Linked DNA regions of Homo sapiens: region 2 is linked to region 1. A link is an interaction called in ENCODE POLR2A ChIA-PET data of the cell type or tissue named here. Cell type or tissue: B cell. All regions are shown on one strand. Each heading gives the region's core, and the rest is flanking DNA. Links, peaks and the distances in the headings are about the cores only.

Region 1 (4,383 bases), core at 109-4,108:
TTCCAGGTAACTCTCCAGGAGGGTGGGGCCAAAAGAGGAGGGTACCGCATGGAAGCCAGCGCCCTGGAGGAGAGTAGCTGGGCCTCAAAACACAGGCATGGCTGGTCAGGAGAGGGCAAGAGGAAGGCTCTCCGATTCCAGGCAGAGGAGAAGTGCATGGACAAAGGCTTGAAGGTGAAATGGGCAAGGCATGCACTATCTGGTCAGACCTTCAGGCTGCAAATGACAAAAAGCCAACACACACTGGCTTAAGCAAAATTGGACCCTACTGGCTCGTTCTAAGGCTCAAGTAGAAGAGTGTTTGGCTTCAAGTTTAAAAGGGTCAGTATCCCTTTGCTGGCTTCATTCATGGGTAGCTCTCCTCAAAAGGTAGGTGGCCCCAGATTCCCACACTACCAGATCAGAGAACCCCTACTTCTTCCCAGTAATTTTTTTTTTTTTTGAGACGGAGTCTCGCTCTGTCTCCCAGGCTGGAGTGCAGTGGCACAATCTCGGCTCACTGCAACCTCCACCCCTCCAAGTTTAAGCAATTCTCTGCCTTAGCCTCCGGAGTAGCTGGGATTACAGGCGCAGGCCACCACGCCCGGCTAATTTTTTGTATTTTTAGTAGAGACGGGGTTTCACCATGTTGGCCAGGCTGGTCTTGAACTCCTGACCTCGTGATCCACCCGCCTTGGCCTCCCAAAGTGCTGGGATTACAGGCGAGAACCACCGCGCCCGGCCTCTTCCCAGTATTTCTAACCAAACCTTGGGATTCAGCCTGATTGGTCAGGCCCAAGTCACATGTCCATCTCTGAACCAATCACTGTGGTCAGGGAGGATGAGTTAGCTGCTTGGCTTAGTCCCTCAGCACCAGGGGTAGGTAGAGTCCCTCTAGAGCCTTAAGGCTGGTGGCAGAGGTGAAAGGTAGTCCTTCCAGAGGAGGGTGGGCACTGGGGGCCTGTCAACACCAGGGTGCCCTAGTCCCAGGGCTGGATTCTAGACCCTGGATGACCCCTCCATGGGCAGCCTAAGGACCCCCACTTTCTCCCCAATGCTAAGAGTTCCACCTGTGTAGATGACAAACAGCAGCCCAGCTCTGGCTAGGTGAGAGGGGCCTTCAGGAAGCTTCCTGATCTAGGACAGGAGAGGTCTTGGGAGTTTTCCCTGCCAGGCCTGCTCTGGTGCCTTGGATGTCTCCATGGGCCCATCTCGTCTCTCCACCCATCCTTCACTTTTAGCTCAGATATGAGCTTCCTCCTAGAGTTTGTTTCGTTATCAGAGTCTTTACTTGCCTTTTACAAAGTTACCCACTCTGGCTAGAGCCCAGGAAGGGCAGTCTTGGAATAGGAAAGACTACGGCCAGGTGCCAGGAAGGACTGCCACAGGGAGAGCCTTCCACCCTATAGCCAGGAATGGGTATGGCTCTCAGTCTTATGAAGCAGTCAGCAGCCAGGCCAGCCTCCAGGTTAGGGTGAGCACTGCAGCAGCCCATCCTGGAGCCAATGACCCTGGAAATAATGAGTTGTGTTCACTTGCCAGAAGCAGGAGGCACCAGTCTTCTGGCAGCCATGCTCATGTGTTTGCAGCATGGACTTGGAAGTCATACTGACAGAGACTTGAATTCTAGGTTGGCTGAGTGATGTTGGACTTGCCCCTCTAGCCTTTGGTCTTCTCATCAGGAAAATGAGGATAATGCAAGGAAGGCCTGACCTCAAGGGGTAGCAAAGTTCCAAAGAGATATTGCACACCAGGTGTTGGCACCACTCTTGGCACAGAGATTCTTCCATGAAGGGGCAACTGTTAACTACTAGTATTCTTCTAGCTTTGACTGGCCCTTAGCCTAGAGCTCAAGGCAGCCTTTTCTGGACCTCAGTTTCTCCATTTGGACTTCCAGCCCTCTCACTCCCAGAGTGGGTGACTTGCATGATCTCAATGAGGGGAGGACCCCTCCCACATCGGTCAGTCCGTGGGGGCGTGGGGGGGGTGTGGGAAGGCTGTCATGCCCAACCAACATTTTCACCAGGCTGGGCGGGCAGCGCCAGGCAGGCGGGAGCTGGTCAGGTTTTTAATTGAACACGATGCAAATGAAATGTAAATACCATGCAAATAAGCTCTTGCCAGGAGGCGCTGAGCTGGGAGCAGAGGGAGCAGGGAGGGGACTGCTGAGTAGGGCTCCTCCCCGGCCTCCACTTTTCTCTCTCCTGTGGCTGCCCACGCCCACCCCCTGGTGCTGCCCACCCAGCTAAGCCATTCCATTTGGGGAACAGCAGGCGCTTCACCTCCCGAGTCTCCTCCCAGATGCCTGTGGCTCCTGGTGATGGTGGGGTGCTTGAGGAGGCAGGGACCCCATAGATGGGGCCAGGCTGACACAAACACAGTCACACAGAAAGACCCACATGTAGACATAGAAGGAACAAACAGATACAGACGCAGAAATGCACATTCCCTGTCAAGCCCCCTGCAACACTGAGAGACCCCTCAGAGACAGCCAGTCACACATAAATATACACGATTGTACATTCAGTCATAAATACACACAGCGGCACAAATAGACCCAGCCGCAGAGGCACACGTGTGTACACACACACACACACACACACACACACACACACACACACAAACTGCCTGCCCTGCCATAAGGACTTCAGACTGAGGTCCTTGTGCCGGCTGAAGGTCAGAGAGTGGGACTTTGGGGAGTGGGGGAACAGGCACCCTGTGTGGTCAGAGCCTCGTGGCCTGAGCAAAGCCAGGCAGGCAGAAGGGTGGGGAAATCTTCAGGGTGGCCTGGGCCCTTTGCCCACCCCCATCCCAAGACCCATGACCACACCCCAGGGCTCACGGCCACTAGAGACCCCAGGTGTTGGTCCATCCCCTAAGTCCTCAGGGTCCACTGGGCCTATCCCGGGATTTAGAGTCTCCTGTGGTCCCACAGCACCCGCTCCTGAGGCAGCCAGCCATTTAAGTGAGGCTGGTCCAGGGTGACAGAGCCTGGTCAGCAAGGTCAGAACTCATGCCCCACCCTGCCAAGGGTAGGGGGTGACACACAGGGGAGTAGGAAAAAGCCTGAGCGTCTGGACCCACATCTGGGGGTGGTCCCAGCCCCCTCCTAGAGGTGACTCACGTCCTACATTTAACTCTCATTAGCGCCTCTGAGCCCAGCTGGGAGGGACAGCGGCCAACCTCTCCCAGCACAGGGAGCTCTGGGTGGGCCGCCCTCTCAGCAGCCTCAGTTTCCCCCCTCTCCAGGACCTGGCCTGGGGACAGGGGCTGCGTGGGAGAGCGGCGCTCCTAGTTCCCTTCGCCTTAGCAAGGGCTGGCCTCCATCCCACGGAGGGAGGGACTGGGTGTGGCCTCTTCCAGGAACCACCCCAGCAGGCCCCCGCCGGATGCAGCGGCAGCGGCACAGTCCCCCCACTCCCCACTCCGCCCCCCACCAGCCAGGCCCAGAGGTCGGGAAGGAGGGGAGGGCCAGAAGGCGTAGGATCGGAGGCGGCCGGACTTGCTGCTGCTCCGCCGCTTGTCCCTATCCGGCCGCGGCCCTCCGACAGCCGCAGCGCGAGGGAAAGCCTGACCCAGGGCGGGGGTGGGTGAATGGGGGCCAGGGAAGGAGAGACGTGGCCAAAGACCCAAGGCGGTTCCCGGCCTCCTTCCTTCTCCGCTTCACAAGCGCGGCCCTGCTCTCACTGTGACTGCAGCTGCCCTGTGAGTCGCTCATCGCGTGCCGACACCGTGGGCGCAGGCCCCAGGGAGGCCACGCTAGAGACCCCCACCCCGCCCCAGGAGGGGCCGGTTCCGCCAGCCTCCACCACACTCCCTCCCCCTTCCCTGCTCTGTGGGAAGGAGGCAGCTGGGGCGGGGGTGGCCGCGGGAGCGTCTTGCCCGTGTGATCGTGCCGAGCGGGGAATTCGGGGCCATGTGGGAAAGACATTAGTGCCGGCCGCCCTGCCAGCCAGGAATGCGCCCCCCGCTCTGCAGCCGCCGCCTGCCTGGCCCAGAAACGGTGACTCACCCGCTCCGTGTTCCCACCCCCTCATCATGCACCCTCCCCTGCCCACCACAGGCCTGGCCCCAGGCTTTCCAGCCTCCCCGTTCTGCTCCTGCAGGTCCTGCTACCTGCCTTGCCCATCCTCCATTCTCTCAGTTTCTTAGAACACTGAACCAGCTCGCACCTCGGGGCAGTCCGCAGTCACAGCCCCCCGCCGCCCAAGGAGGCCCGTCTATCTCCCACAAGCTCTGGTTAGAACACTCCTTTGGGACTTAGTTCCTGGGGCTGTCTTCTCTCCAGACTGATCGCCCCCGTCCCGCTACCGGACCAGGCCAGGAGCACAGGGCAGGTGCAGAAAAAAGGAGTCAATGAAACCTCTTCAGCTCGAGAAGCAGAGCACTGTGTGGGAGTGCTGT
Region 2 (4,383 bases), core at 171-4,170, 100 kb after region 1:
TAAAAATAAAGACCTGCTTTTGGCCAGGTGTGGTGGTTCATGCCTATAATCCCAGCACTTTGGGAGGCCAAAGCGGGCGGATCACCTGAGGCCAGGAGTTTGAGACCAGCCTGGCCAACATGGCGAAACCACGAATCTACTAAAAATACAAAAATTAATCAGGCGTGGTGGCATGCACCTGTAATCCCAGATACTCGAGAGGCTGAGGCACGAGAATCACTTGAACCCAGGAAGCAGAGGCTGCAGTGAGCTGAGATCACGCCACTGCACTCCAGCCCGGGCTTGACAGAGCGAGACCCTGTCTCAAGAAAAAAATAAATAAAGACCTGATTTCGCAAGTATGAGTCAGTAGAAAGTCAGACACAGACACACATACTATCATCCTTAGTATTATCTTACTCAAGAATAATAGCTAGTTGTAGGTAAAAGCTTAAATATTTCACTCCAGGAAAATACCCAGAAGGGATGAAGGTAAGGTAGGAGAGGACTAGAACAACTACATAGCCAATACCTGGCAGAAGATTCAAAATGTAATGAACAACACAGATGATAATGGGATGAACATAGAGTTGCTCCCTTCATGGGCCACTAAGGGTTAAACACTGCCTCTTCCCTATACCATAATTGTTTCTTCACACAAAATAACCACTGTTATGCTATTACTCCATTATTCCTTTTAAATACTTACTATCATCTCCAACAGGACCTGCTGAACACTGTGCTGGAGGGTCCCGTGCCAGATCATTCAATTCCTACAGAAAAAAGAAAGAAAAGAAATATATTCAACATAAATGTACCTTTTATCCATTACTAAAGTTTATATTGTTACCAATATTCTCTGTCCTGCTGGTGAAACTCTCTTAAGAGCATTCCTTCAGAGTAAGAGATGAGTAGATTGGTGAATCTTTAAGGTATTTTGGATTCTTCAAGGCAATGTGTATTTTTTTAAAGTGGGTCATTTTTGCTTTGTTCAGAGCTTAGCAAATAAATACAATCAGGAAGGTAAAACATGTGTCATGTATTATGGGCCGGGCGTGATGGCTCACACCTGTAATCCCAGCACTTTGGGAGGCTGAGGCGGGCAGATCACTTGAGGTCAGGAGTTCGAGACCAGCCTGGCCAACAAGCCTGTCTCTACTGAAGATAGAAAAAATTAGCTGGGCATGGTGATACATGCCTGTCATACCAGCTACTCAGGAGGCTGAGGCAGGAGAATCCCTTGAACCAGGGAGGCGGAGGTTGCAGTAAGCCAAGATTGCACCACTGCACTCCAGCCTGGGTGATAGAGCGAGACTCCATTTCAAAAAAACAAACAAACAAAAAACATGTATTATGTATTAAAGAGCCAAAAATACTGTTTTTTTTGTTTGTTTGTTGTTTGTTTTTTGAGACGGAGTCTTGCTCTGTCGCCCAGGCTGGAGTGCAGTGGCGCAATCTCAGCTGACTGCAAGCTCCGCCTCCAGGGTTCACGCCATTCTCCTGCCTCAGCCTCCCGAGTAGCTGGGACTACAGGTGCCCGACCCAAACGCCCGGCTAACTTTTTGTATTTTTAGTAGAGACAGGGTTTCACCGTGTTAGCCAGGATGATCTCAATCTCCTGACCTGGTGATCCGCCCACCTTGGCCTCCCAAAGTGCTGGGATTACAGGCGTGAGCCACCGCGCCTGGCCAAAATTGTTTTAATGTAAACATTTCATTTATTATTTTTCAAAAAAAAAATTTAAGGCCAATTTTTGTACCTCAAAACTATTAGGTTACACTTGGGACAAGCTCCTAAAGTCATAAATGTTCCAAAATTATACTGGACCATCTGACAAGTTGATATGCTTTCAGTGGAAGTCCACTACCAGGGTTCTAAAAGTAGAAAAAACTTTGAAGGAATATATTTTAGGCTGGGCACAGTGGCTCATGCTTGTAATCCCAGCACTTTGTGGGGCCGAGGTGGGAGGATCACCTGACGTCAGGAGTTCGAGACCAGCCTAGCCTGGTGAACATGGTAAAACCCCATTTCTACTAAAAATACAAAAATTAGCCGAGCGTAGTGGGTGCATGTCTATAGTCCCAGCTACTCGGGAGGCTACAGCAGGAGTATTGCTTGAACCCAGGAGGCAGAGGTTGCAGTGAGCCAAGATCATGCCACTACACTCCAGCCTGGGACAACAGAACGAGACTTTGTCTCAAAAAAAAAAAAAAAAAAAAAAAAAAGGAATATATTTTAAAAGGCTGACTGAAGTAATAAAAGCCACCATAGAGCTTTGTAGTTCCCAGGAGCGATGGCTCACACCTGTAATCCCAACACTTTGGGAGGCCAAGGTGGCGCCAATCACTTGAGGCCAGGAGCTTGAAACCAGCCTGGCCAACATAGCAAGACCCCATCTGTACTAAAAAAACACAAAATTAGCTGGGAGTGGTGGCACACGCCTGTAATCCCAGCTACTTGAGAGGCTCAGGCAGAAGTAATGCTTGAACCCAGGAAAGGGAGGTTGCAGTGAGCCGAGATCATGCCACTGCACTCCAGCCTGGGTGACAGAGGGAGACTCCATCTCAAAAAAAAAAAAAAAAAAAAAAAAAAGGCTTTGTAGTCAGAGATTGGTCTACCTGGAATAATGCTTTACAACCAGTTACCAGCTTCTCAGCTTTTTAAACATAAAAGCCCAGAAACTTGAGACTTGTTATTGGGTGAGGATGCCTGAAAAATCACAAGGCAGGAAATCATACTATATTCCATTTCCCCTCAGCTTGGTTTTTGAGACAAAAAGAAAGTTCTCAAGAAGAACTAGTTTTGATTATACTTTAAAACTACAAGAGTAAAAACAGTAAAGTCTAAGATTTTTTAAATCCAAAACCATTTAGACTCTTATGTCGTTTCATCCTGTCTGTAAGCTTGGAGTACACAAAGCATAAAGTACAGAAATAAAGTTTGAAAAAGGGCCAGGCACAGTGACTCATGCCTGTAATCCCAGCACGAGGCTGAGGCAGGCAGATCACGAGGTCAGGAGATCGAGACCATCCTGGCTAACATGGTGAAACCCCATCTCTACTAAAAATATAAAAAATTAGCCAGGCATGGTGGCGGGTGCCTGTAGTCCCAGCTACTCGGGAGGCTGAGGCAGAAGAATGGTGTGAACCCGGGAGGTGGAGCTGGCAGTGAGCCAAGATCACGCCACTGCACTCCAGCCTGGGCGACAGAGCGAGACTTCGTCTCAAAAAAAAAGAAATAAAGTTTGAATAAAAAGAAGGCTCTGGATTGAGATAACGATTAACTTACTCAAATATCTCAAATTTTAGATTTTATGTCTCTAAAATAGAGATTTTCTGCCCATCTCAAGAAAAAAAGTAATAGCCTACTGTATAGTTCCCATTCTCAAATATTACTGACAGCACAGGTTGGTATAACTAAGAACACCTGGCTTTATTTAAGACATTGCTATAGCAACAGGTTGTTAATTAAAATATAACTTGAATTTAACAATTTAACAATTGAACAATTCTGAAGTCCTGCCATGTTCATTAAGTGGAATTTTACTTTTGATTTCGCTTTAATCTTTTGCCCCTTTCAAACTGAGTTACTTTTTTCCATGCTGAATAACATCAAGGTTTTTAACTCAAGAGCTAAGATTTATCTAAGCAGAATACAAGATCCATCAGTCCATTTCAGGAGCCAATATAATTTTAAAACCCTAAGCCAAACTTAGGCTAATAGACATTTAACACACTCATTCAACACTTCCTTGGCTGATGGCACTGATACAGCTGAATCTCAAAAGCATACTGCTAAGTGAAAGAAGCCAGACATAAGGCTACATGATGTATGATTCCATTTATATGACATTCTAGAACAGGCAAAACTATAGTGACAGAAAGCAGATCCATGGTTCCAGTGGCTGGAGGGAGTTGGAGGGGGGAATAACTATAAAAGAGACATGAAGAAAATTTGAGGAGTGATAGAAATGTTCAAAATCATTATTTTGGTAGAGATTGGACAACTATATTTGTCAAAACTCAAATTGTACACTAAATGTTACTGTAATACCCTATCTCAAAGTTGTTTATTATTTTTTTTAATGTAATTTTTTTTTTAGATGGAGTCTTGCTCTGTTGCTCAGGCTGGATGCAGTGGCACGATCTTGGCTCACTGCAAGCTCCGCCTCCCGGGTTCACGCCATTCTCCTGCCTCAGCCTCCTGAGCAGCTGGGACTACAGGTGCCCACCACCACGCCGGGCTAATTTTTTTTGTATTTTTAGAAGAGATGGGGTTTCACCGTGTTAGCAGGATGGTCTCGATCTCCTGACCTCGTGATCTGCCCACCTCGGCCTCCCAAAGTGCTGGGATTACAGGAGTGAGCCACCGCACCTGGCCTATTATTATTATTATTATTATTTT

The links. Peaks named below come from ENCODE experiments on the same cell type or tissue, not always from the same donor. Only the 100,000 strongest peaks of a DNase experiment are listed, where the experiment ranks them.
Region 2: POLR2A ChIA-PET joins it to region 1 with 6 read pairs; 5 of 35 experiments call an interaction of 5 or more read pairs at or near these places.

The regions. Positions count from the first base shown.
Region 1 is chr5:139,696,574-139,700,956 of GRCh38, reverse strand. No RefSeq gene overlaps it. Among named protein-coding and RNA genes, the nearest start is that of PSD2-AS1, 47 kb to the left of the region's middle. RefSeq lists enhancers at 1-573, 2,048-3,017. In B cell, for the core only: no CTCF peak of the experiment used is centred there; DNase peaks (open chromatin) are centred at 2,006 and 3,606; H3K4me3 peaks cover 1,088 bases; H3K27me3 peaks cover 2,362 bases.
Region 2 is chr5:139,596,741-139,601,123 of GRCh38, reverse strand. UBE2D2 (ubiquitin conjugating enzyme E2 D2) reads right to left here. Exons shown (of 7, transcript NM_003339.3): 2 at 689-752. Among named protein-coding and RNA genes, the nearest start is that of UBE2D2, 38 kb to the right of the region's middle. In B cell, for the core only: no CTCF peak of the experiment used is centred there; no DNase peak of the experiment used is centred there; H3K27ac peaks cover 2,380 bases.